Regions from separate parts of the Homo sapiens genome. Here region 1 is linked to region 2. A link is a contact called in ENCODE Hi-C or POLR2A ChIA-PET data. All regions are on one chromosome and are shown on one strand. Each heading gives the region's core, a stretch centred on a gene start or an enhancer-like site at or near the end of the contact. The rest is flanking DNA. Distances are from core to core; before and after follow the strand shown.

The links. A loop is a pair of places that touch in the nucleus more often than their neighbours do. ChIA-PET counts read pairs that join two places held with the same protein, here RNA polymerase II (POLR2A). Pooled maps may share reads with other maps.
Region 1: a map of CD4-positive, alpha-beta T cell shows a loop between it and region 2 (2.7-fold over the local background). The contact joins two enhancer-like sites. A Hi-C loop is called at or near these places in 12 of 168 maps with a recorded cell type or tissue (CD14-positive monocyte, CD4-positive, alpha-beta T cell, CD4-positive, alpha-beta memory T cell and 5 more), 20 of 37 single-sample maps with no recorded cell type and 17 of 50 pooled maps. POLR2A ChIA-PET finds 5 or more read pairs at or near these places in 16 of 52 experiments (CD4-positive, alpha-beta T cell, CD8-positive, alpha-beta T cell, GM12878 and 10 more).

The regions. Positions count from the first base shown.
Region 1 is chr7:50,259,801-50,264,566 of GRCh38, forward strand. No RefSeq gene overlaps it. Among named protein-coding and RNA genes, the nearest start is that of IKZF1, 43 kb to the right of the region's middle. Within about 2 kb of position 3,276, at least 4 of the 41 ENCODE cell types and tissues checked have a DNase peak (open chromatin) inside an H3K27ac peak, as active enhancers do; they include CD4-positive, alpha-beta T cell, where a contact is called at or near this core.
Region 2 is chr7:50,225,045-50,229,303 of GRCh38, forward strand. No RefSeq gene overlaps it. Among named protein-coding and RNA genes, the nearest start is that of IKZF1, 78 kb to the right of the region's middle. Within about 2 kb of position 2,752, at least 3 of the 41 ENCODE cell types and tissues checked have a DNase peak (open chromatin) inside an H3K27ac peak, as active enhancers do; they include CD4-positive, alpha-beta T cell, where a contact is called at or near this core.

The DNA.
Region 1 (4,766 bases), core at 2,026-4,525, 35 kb after region 2:
AGGGTCAACACATCAGGAAGATATATAATTTAAGTGCATATGCACTTAAAAACAGCCAAAAAATACATGAAGCAAAAACTGAATTGAAAGGAGAAATATGTATTTCATCAATAATAGTTGAAAACTGTAATACCCTCTTCAATAACTGACAGAACAACTAGTCAGAAAATAGCAGGAATATAGAAGACTTGAACAACATCTCCCCCAGCTCAACTTAACTGACTTTTGTAGAACACTCCACCCACTGACATATTCTTCTCAACTGAATGTGGAACAGTCTTCATCAAATAAATCATATGCTGGGTCACAAAATATTCTCAATAAATCTAAGAGACTGAAGTCATATAAAATATATTCTCTACCATAATGGAATTAAATGAGAGATCCACAATAGGAAGAAATCTAGAAAAACCCCAAGTAATTGGAAATTAAGCAGCACGTTACCAAATTAACCAGTGGGTCAAAGGAAAAAAATCATGTGGGAAATTGTAAAATATTTTAAATGGAATTAAAATGAAAACACAACATACCAAAATTTATAGGACACAGTTCAAATAGAGCTTACAGGGAAATTTACATCTTTAACATGCATACCAGAAAATAACAATGTCTTAGAGCAACAACTGAGGCTTTCAGCTTTCGGCTTTCAGATACTAGAAAAAGCAAACTAAAGCTAAAGAGAGCAGAAGAAAGGGCATATATTTTGTGCTAACACTATACAGGGCATTGGACACTCTTGCAGTACAATGTAGAATGGTACATAGAATAGAAATCAAGAAACATTTCTTCACAGGACCAAATAGTAAATAGTTCAGGCTTTCTGAGCCATAAAATCTCTGTAGCAGCTACTCAACTCCGCAATTATAGCATGAAAAAGACATAGACATTGAGTATGAATGCATATGACTGTATGTCCAAGAAGTTTTATTTATGAGCACCGAAATTTGAGTTTTCTATAATTTCTACATGTCAGGAAATAGTATGCTTGTTTTGAGGTTTTTGCAACCATTTAAAAAAATGTAAAAACCATTCTTAGTTCACAATTGAATACTAACAGGGACTAGCCCAAATGTGGTCCATTGCCATAGTTTGCTCATCCCTACCTGATTGATAGAGTCAAAAAAAAAAGAAAGAAAGAAAGAAAGAAGAAAAAGGAAGAAAGAAACCATAAGCATTGATCCCCACTGAGGAAGGGACTGTATCTTTTTAGTTCTGTATCTTCAGCCAGTTAATACATGAGATAACAGAGTTTAGGAGAAGTGGTGGCATCCCATGGAATCTCTAGGATGAAAGAGAAGTAGCTGGACTGACTTGCTGGTACAGTTTATAGAAATAGGATTACTTAGTTCTGGTAAATCTTTAGAGGGAAGGAACTAAAGATGAAATCTAACATAGTAAAATTTCATTCATAGTAAGTACCTAATATATTTATTTTATTTAATCATCACAAACCTTCCATTTTACAGTATTCCGCCTCAAGATCCCATAAGTATTAAATGGCCAAAGCAGGAATAGAAGAGGGTGGTAGCTTAAAGCTCAATTCTTTTTCCAGGAAGCCGAAAATAAATGGTGGTCATGAGCTCATCCTCTGCTGTCTCCATGCTTCTCTTTCAGTATTAACACATAGAGATCACAGTTAGGAAAGCATGAGCCTGGATCCCAGCAACAGCCCTGGGCTACTTCTTGCAGATCCTCATCACTGCCACTTAATGTGTATGAGCCTCAAAATTCTCTGGCTGTGTCATGGCAATGATAATGACTCTACCTATATCCCTGATAATTAGGAAGATCAAGTAAGATCATGAGAGTGAGAGTGTTTTGAAAAGTACAAAATATGATACAAATAGATGGTGGAACTTTTTTTTCATTCTTTATTGAGTTGGGCCTTATTTTTTTTCCAGAATGGACACATCTTTGTGAATCAATCACTGTGCTTTATAAGCATGTGTCAGCTTTTTCTACATGTGATGCGTGCCTGGATGCAGCCCTTGTTTATGGGCAGGCCTCAGTGTGGGAGAGATCTCTATCTGTGGGTATTCAGATAACTAGGACACCCTGTTCTGTTTATAAGTCAATCTTTTACTGATGGGATTTTGACTTTTTCCCTCCTAGTAGCATATTATGGACAATATTTGTTACTGGCATGACTAACTATAAAGTTAGAATACTCAGCACCCTCTTCCTAAATTATAGCAGCAATGATGGTAGAAAACACTCTTTTACAAAAGAGATATCTGACTTTCTCTGGTTTTGAATCTAATGAACATCAGGATGCTTGAAGTTTAAGGTTAGATAAGTATCAAGAAGCTGAATGCTTATCTGGAAACTTTGAACTTTCAGTGCCTATTTGGGTAGAAAATGTCATGATTATACTTTGTTGCCTGATTTCCATAACTTCCTGAATTTGAAGGGGCCAGAAATTCTTTGAAAAAAGAAAAACCACGGTGGAGTCCGACTGCCTCTGATGGCAAATAGAGTGAACCAAACAGAAGTGTTCAGGAACCATCTCAGCTTTCCATCTCCACCTAACCCTACCCCATAGATAACCCTGCACTTCCTGGATTTTAAACAATCGGTAGTTGGATGGCAGGGAGTTGCAGGATTTCTGTTTTTCATTTGTACCTGGCAGTTTTATCTCTCTGTGGAGTCAGGATAGTACAGCAGGCCACCACCCAGACCTTCCACTCACTGTCTCAAACTCCTCATCTGAAGATGTGAACAGAGATCACCATTTCACAAGGTTCTCATGGGAACCGGTAAGCCAACGTACATTTCCTGGCACACCTCAGGCTCTGAAAATGCCCATCTCCCTCCCCTTCTTCTTCTGCCTTCCACTGGGGGGACTTGTTCTGGTAATGGGACTGCCCTCCCCACCCACAAAAAAAATAGGTTATATAATCCACCATGTGTGTTATTGCACCATATGATGAAGAACTAAACAGACAACCTGTGAATTTCCATTGAGAGCTTGCACCCCAAGATGGAGTCAAGGTTTGAGAAGGCCATGCAGGAGGAGGGAGACTACACTCACCACACCACTTCTCTCTGGAATAGAGAGAAGGCCCCAAAGAGGTCACTCCCGTCTGGTTGATTAACCTTGCTTTAAGTCAATTAACAAACTTTTTCTTTGAAAATTTCCAAGCATAATTGTGATTATCCCTGACTACAACACATTGATTCAAAAGCACAATGGGAAAAGAGGAAGAAAAGGTCCCTCCCACCTCTGTCTCTTGCCTTTCCTAGATTAGGTGAGTGAACACAGTACTGAGTCATCACTGGACTTGATTCTCATTCAGTAGCCTCAAACCCAGTGAAGTTGGACAAAACAGGAAATGATCTGAAAGAGAAGATCTACAGGGGCCAATATGAAATGGCAGGGTGCTCTCCTCCCAGAGGAACTCTATATTAAACTGTGGAAGTTAACCAGATAATTGCCAACTCAGGATATTTCAGAATAGCAAATCTGATCTTTCTTTTTCAAACTGAAAATCCAGTAAGAAATGTTTTCTTACACTTTTGTTTTATATTATCTTTATCCTTTTCACTTATTTCTATCCTAAATGTCTATTAAATTTGAATTAATCTCTCCTTTGATACAGTTTCTCTCTTACTATCTGGTCTGTAAGAATTTAAGGCATAGACTATGTATATCTTTGTTCACCAGCATCGTTGGTGCTGGCATAGTTCCCAGCATAGTGGAGAAACAAAATCACTATATAATGCACTTTTTACTGTGGATTAAAGCCAAAAAGATTGTAAGTTCTTGAAGAAAAAAAATCTCTCTTTTGCTTCATATGCATCCCCCTCTACAAGGCTGAGCATCTCACCTTCCACATAACAAGTATTTATTATCAAATAAATGAATGAATGAACAAAAGTATTAAACATTTATTCAGAACCTTCTGGAGGGCAAGCTAAAAAGAAACGTAATGGAAGACAGGTTCCCTGTCCTTTATGAGGATAAAATTTAGTTGGGAAGGGATGATATAGATACAGAGAGTTAGATAACATTGTCAAGTAAATTTAAGTTACCTATGATGTGTGCAGACATGGAACATGGAAGAAAATTTACTAAAGACATAATCACAGGCAGTTAGGAATGCCTTCTGGGAGATACACAGACTGGAAGCAGCTCTTACAAGAAGGACTGTAGAAAATGGAAGATGTAGGTAAGGAAACTAAAATGTTGCCATGTGTTTGATGCATATTTTCTTATTTCATCTTCACATGTCATCAAAGAGGGGGAAAAAATAAGAGCCCATGCGTAGTAAATAGTGGGTCAGGATCTGAATCCAAAGCTAACTGACTCTGAAGAATATTTTCATTCTTCATGGGAATACCTCTCACCTGAAAATAGGAAGAAGGAATTAAATGAAGGGAGAATGGCATGAGAAAGGACCTGGAATTGGGGGGCATGCCTGGTTGCAACTGAAGCTGAAATGTTAAGATGGAGTGGAGTTAGTTTCCAGGGAGGCAATGCTAGAAACATAGATAGAAGCCAGATGAAAGCAATAGTCAAAAGCATGCTCTGCAGCTTGGACTTTGTTCTGTGCTTTGAATGGAAAACTTTTCAAAGATGTTAAAAGGTAATAAGTATTCCAGGAAAATTAGTCAAGCTCTTATATAAGGTAAAGTAAAATGGGAGGACTCAGAGGCAGAGAATGAGAGCTATTGCAAGCGCCCAGCGGAATGATGCTGACAGACTTGGGTAAAGTGAGTTATTCATTCATTCATTCAGTCCCTTAAGTATTCTCAAGTATCTCAAG
Region 2 (4,259 bases), core at 1,502-4,001:
AGCTGGAATTACAGGTGCCCACCTCCACGCCCGGCTAATTTTTGTATTTTTAGTAGAGACAGGGTTTTGCCATGTTGGCCAGGCTGGTCTCGAACTTCTGACCTCAGGTGATCCACCCACCTCAGCCTCCCAAAGTGCTAGGATTATAGGCGTGAGCCACTGCCTTTTATGTTATGTGTATGTTACCATAATTTTTAAGTATGATTTTTAAAATTGTAAAATTTTTTAAAAGCATAAAGTGAATCATACTTTAATCTTCTTAATATGAAGATGCTCACACATGCCTGAAAATTGCATTTTATAACAAACATTTTTGAACTCAAAGTAGTGTTATTGCTGTTTTACAGAAGAAAAAAGACACCATTACAGTGTCTTATTCAGGACCTAAGTCTGCACCTGACACTTAGTAGAAACTTAAAAGATGAACGAATGAAGGAAAAAACAAACTGAGATTCAGAAAGCTTAATTTGCTTTCCCACTCTTATGTAGCTGGTAGGTAGTTGGGCCAACATGTAAGCCAGTCCCTCAATTTCTGCCTGTCTCATTCATTCCACTATATCATGCTATCTGCCATAAATACATTCCCTGCATGATTTTGTCTGTACTTCAAGGAACTGTTAATAATTTAGAAAAACAAGTAATGCACATTCATCATTCTTCATTAGTTTAAGCACCACAAAACAAAGCAAAACAAAATCTAGAAAAAAGGTCAGGGTTTCCCCGAAGCTAAAAGGCAAGATTTTCCTAAATGTTGTTTTGATAAATTAACAAGCAGAGAATTTCCTCAACACTTAAGCATGAGCATGATCCTACACCACCTATTGTCAGGGTCCTGTGACATCCTGGGGCTCAGCAGTAATGCTCCAGGGCATGAAATGGCCTCTCATGTCTTTCCGTAATCCCATACAAAACAGCAGAAATCGCTAGAATAAGGGGCTTAGATGCTTGTCACTTTGGCTCATGCATCAAGGCATCTCACGTTAGCTAGGGACTACTTCCACAGGGACCCAAACATCTCCTTAAAAGTAAAAAGATGTTATTTGTCAAAAGATTTGTTTACTTGATACAAAATATGAATATATTTATGGCTACTTGGATTTAAAATCATGTTTAAGCTGGATATTGAATCACAAGTGTGCCCATTTACATATAAATATTTGGCATTAAATATTTAGATAAGTGAAGAAATAATTCAGGATCCAACACCAAGGAGACAATAGAATATTGTGACAGAGCTCAGGATCTGAAGTCCAACAGCCTGGATGAGAATCCCAGCACCAGTGCCTCCTAACCACACACTCTTGAGCAAGACCCTTCACTTCCACGTGCTTCATTCATTTTCTTTATCTGTCAAGTGAGTTCATGACAATACATATCTCAGAGTGTTACTATGAGAATTAAAATACAGAGCACGTGTAAAGCATTTAGCATAGTGCCTGCAAATAGTAATCTCTCAAAAAACGTAAGCTGATGCACTCCTTTACAAACAAAGAGTATCTCTCTAAAACTCAGATTTCTAGGCACAGTCTCATCAGTGTCAAAGCAATCAAAAAAACAAACAAAAAAGAGGTAGCATTCCAAGGTCCAAGGCTCTCAAAAGAAAGTGTGCTCAGAGGTTTGGATAATGCTCAAACACGTAGCTTGGGTTTGAATTCTCAAAGAAAGTGCTTAAGATGAAAAGGACATATAATCAAGGTCAAAAATATGAGCAGATGCTTGATGATTAGAATGACACTTGTGGAACTAATACAGCGAAGATGGCTCCTCAGGCTGTGTTCCGAGCCAGAAAGGTGCAGACTGGAGTGGCCCAGTGCTGGTGATGGAAAGTGTGGGGAATCCCTGATAAAAGCAAAATGAAGCCCAGGATGAGTGGGGAGGTAAGAGTTTCAGGCTGTGCTGATTCATCTCAAGCCCAGTAAAATTACATCCCAGGCAACAGAGAAAATTTACTAAGCTGACTTTTAATTGCTGTCAATATGGTGCAGAGGCTTTAGATGCAGAGGGGCCCTGAGATCAAATTTCTGTTCTGCCGTCCTCTGTTTCACTTCAGAAAGAATCAAATTTGGGCTGATTTTCTTATCTCTTATCTTCTTAGCTCTGTACATCCCATCTGATTCATTTATATGATGAGAATGGTAGTATTAGGTTGAAAAGTTTACAATAGCCAATACTGAATTATTTTTACCTCCATAATTAGCAATTTAATATGGTTTAACCTAATGGCTAATTTGCATACATGGTAAGGAGAGTAATGTTAGATAACATATAGGTTTACTCCAGTTAGCTTGAAATATATCTGTTCTCTCATTCACCTATATTGGAAGATTTGACAGAAAATTAGAATTAGGAAAATACCAGAAAATGGCCTGATTTTATACAAAGAGGATATTCATAGTTTAAAAATTAGAGTACTCTAAATAAACTCTAAACTCAAATTCCTTAATAATAATGATAATGTCAGGAATGTCATAATGCCCATAGCACTTTTTCTATCATTGTCTTATTTTGATTCTTATAACAATCTTAGGAGCTATACAGCTAATACTGGTCCCCTTGCCACACTTCCAGAAAGCAAGGGACTTACTGGTCCAAGGACAATACATAAATGGCAGACACAAAGCTCCTAGCAAAGTCTGTGATTCCACAATCAGCGCTCTTTCCACTGTACCATACTGTCTTCTATATTTACAAGCAAAAATTCCCAGAACTAGGTCTTCAGATCTAAGCAAAGCGAGCACTTGGCTGCTAGGTTCCATGTCCCCGGTGTCCTTGGTAGAGGGAGCTCTGAGTTACTCGGAAACTGAGGGAGGGGCAGCGATTCTCATTATTTGCTTAAGTGGGTGGTAAGTACCAAATATTTTCTGTTTGGAACTAAGGTTTCCAACTCCTGGGGATTCTTACAAAACAGCTAAGTTATCTGAGCTGCTGTGAATACAGAGGAACTCCTTGCGTCATTATCTAGTGGAGGGAATCAGGATTTGGGTTTCAAGTTGGCAGTTCTTAGAATCAGTTTCCTATTTTCAGCTAAACGTCACCTTCCTCATTTTGTCCTTTCTGTCATAGATTGTAATACTTCCTGACATGCTCCTTTTTAAAATGGGAAGAAAATCCATGTATTTAAAAATTCCACTTATTTAACTACATAAGCACTGAACACTATTGTGCAAAGATAATTGTGGTTTAACTGCCACAGTTAGTATCAAAATCAACATATATTTCCTGTCTTGCTGTTTTTCTGCATTAATCTCATTACAGTTCAAATCCAGGAGAATATCTATCCTGAAGCATAGCACATGTGCCCGTGTTCTCCTACTGAATGTGACTGTCATGTAGGCAGCTGGTGTTCTGGAGGAACTTTCCAAACACCTCCAACTTCTGTGGAGAGCTCGGCGTTCTCCATCCCGCTCCCCCTTTAGTGAATGAGAAGCATGTCAGCCTGCACAAGAGCCAATACAACAATTCTTTTTGGCAGTAGCTAATTGTTAATGACTTCTTCAATGTATTCATTTCAAAGACAAAAGTAATAATAGATTACACACAAAAGTCTCCTTAAAAATCCCATCTTGTCCACACCCAATCTCATCTCTAGCAAAAACCCAGAATTTTATTTTAATTTGTGTTTGTAGTTATAGGAAACTTCATCTTTATCTTGTTAGATTATTTTAAAATTTTAACTAAATTTGTCTTTTTAAATGAGAAAAGCAAAACAAACCCCTTCCAGTTAGAAGTGTTCCTCTTTTCTCTCAATCTTCAGCAGTATTTTAAGGCTTAAAGGAAGCAAGTCTCGTCCTAAAATGTAAATATAGACCTCCCATTGGCTCCAGACATGGCTTTGCTTTGTGGCTGAATTTTGCAAACGATCCAAAGCAGAGTGGTCATTCTGCATTACTGAAGTGCTCAAAATGCTCTGCCAAACATTCAATTGTTCACATTCATCATCAAGACAGGGCTGATCATGAAGGAAGGATACTCCATTTTCTTCATTCCAGGATGCCATTGATTGTAAAACTATCATAGATGTAATAATATTTGTAAACATTCATGTTGGGGAAATACTACAGACTAATTTCTCACGTGTTAACCTTTCTGATATTGGAAGGCATTGCATGATCAAAACATACATATTAATCACATACAGATCATGCTCTGCATTCCAATATTTGGTGTGTAAACATATAAGAAAACATGCACCTAGCTTTGGGAAAACTCAGTGTTTGTGTTTACTTTTTCCTCACTTGTTTATTTAGTGATCCCCCATC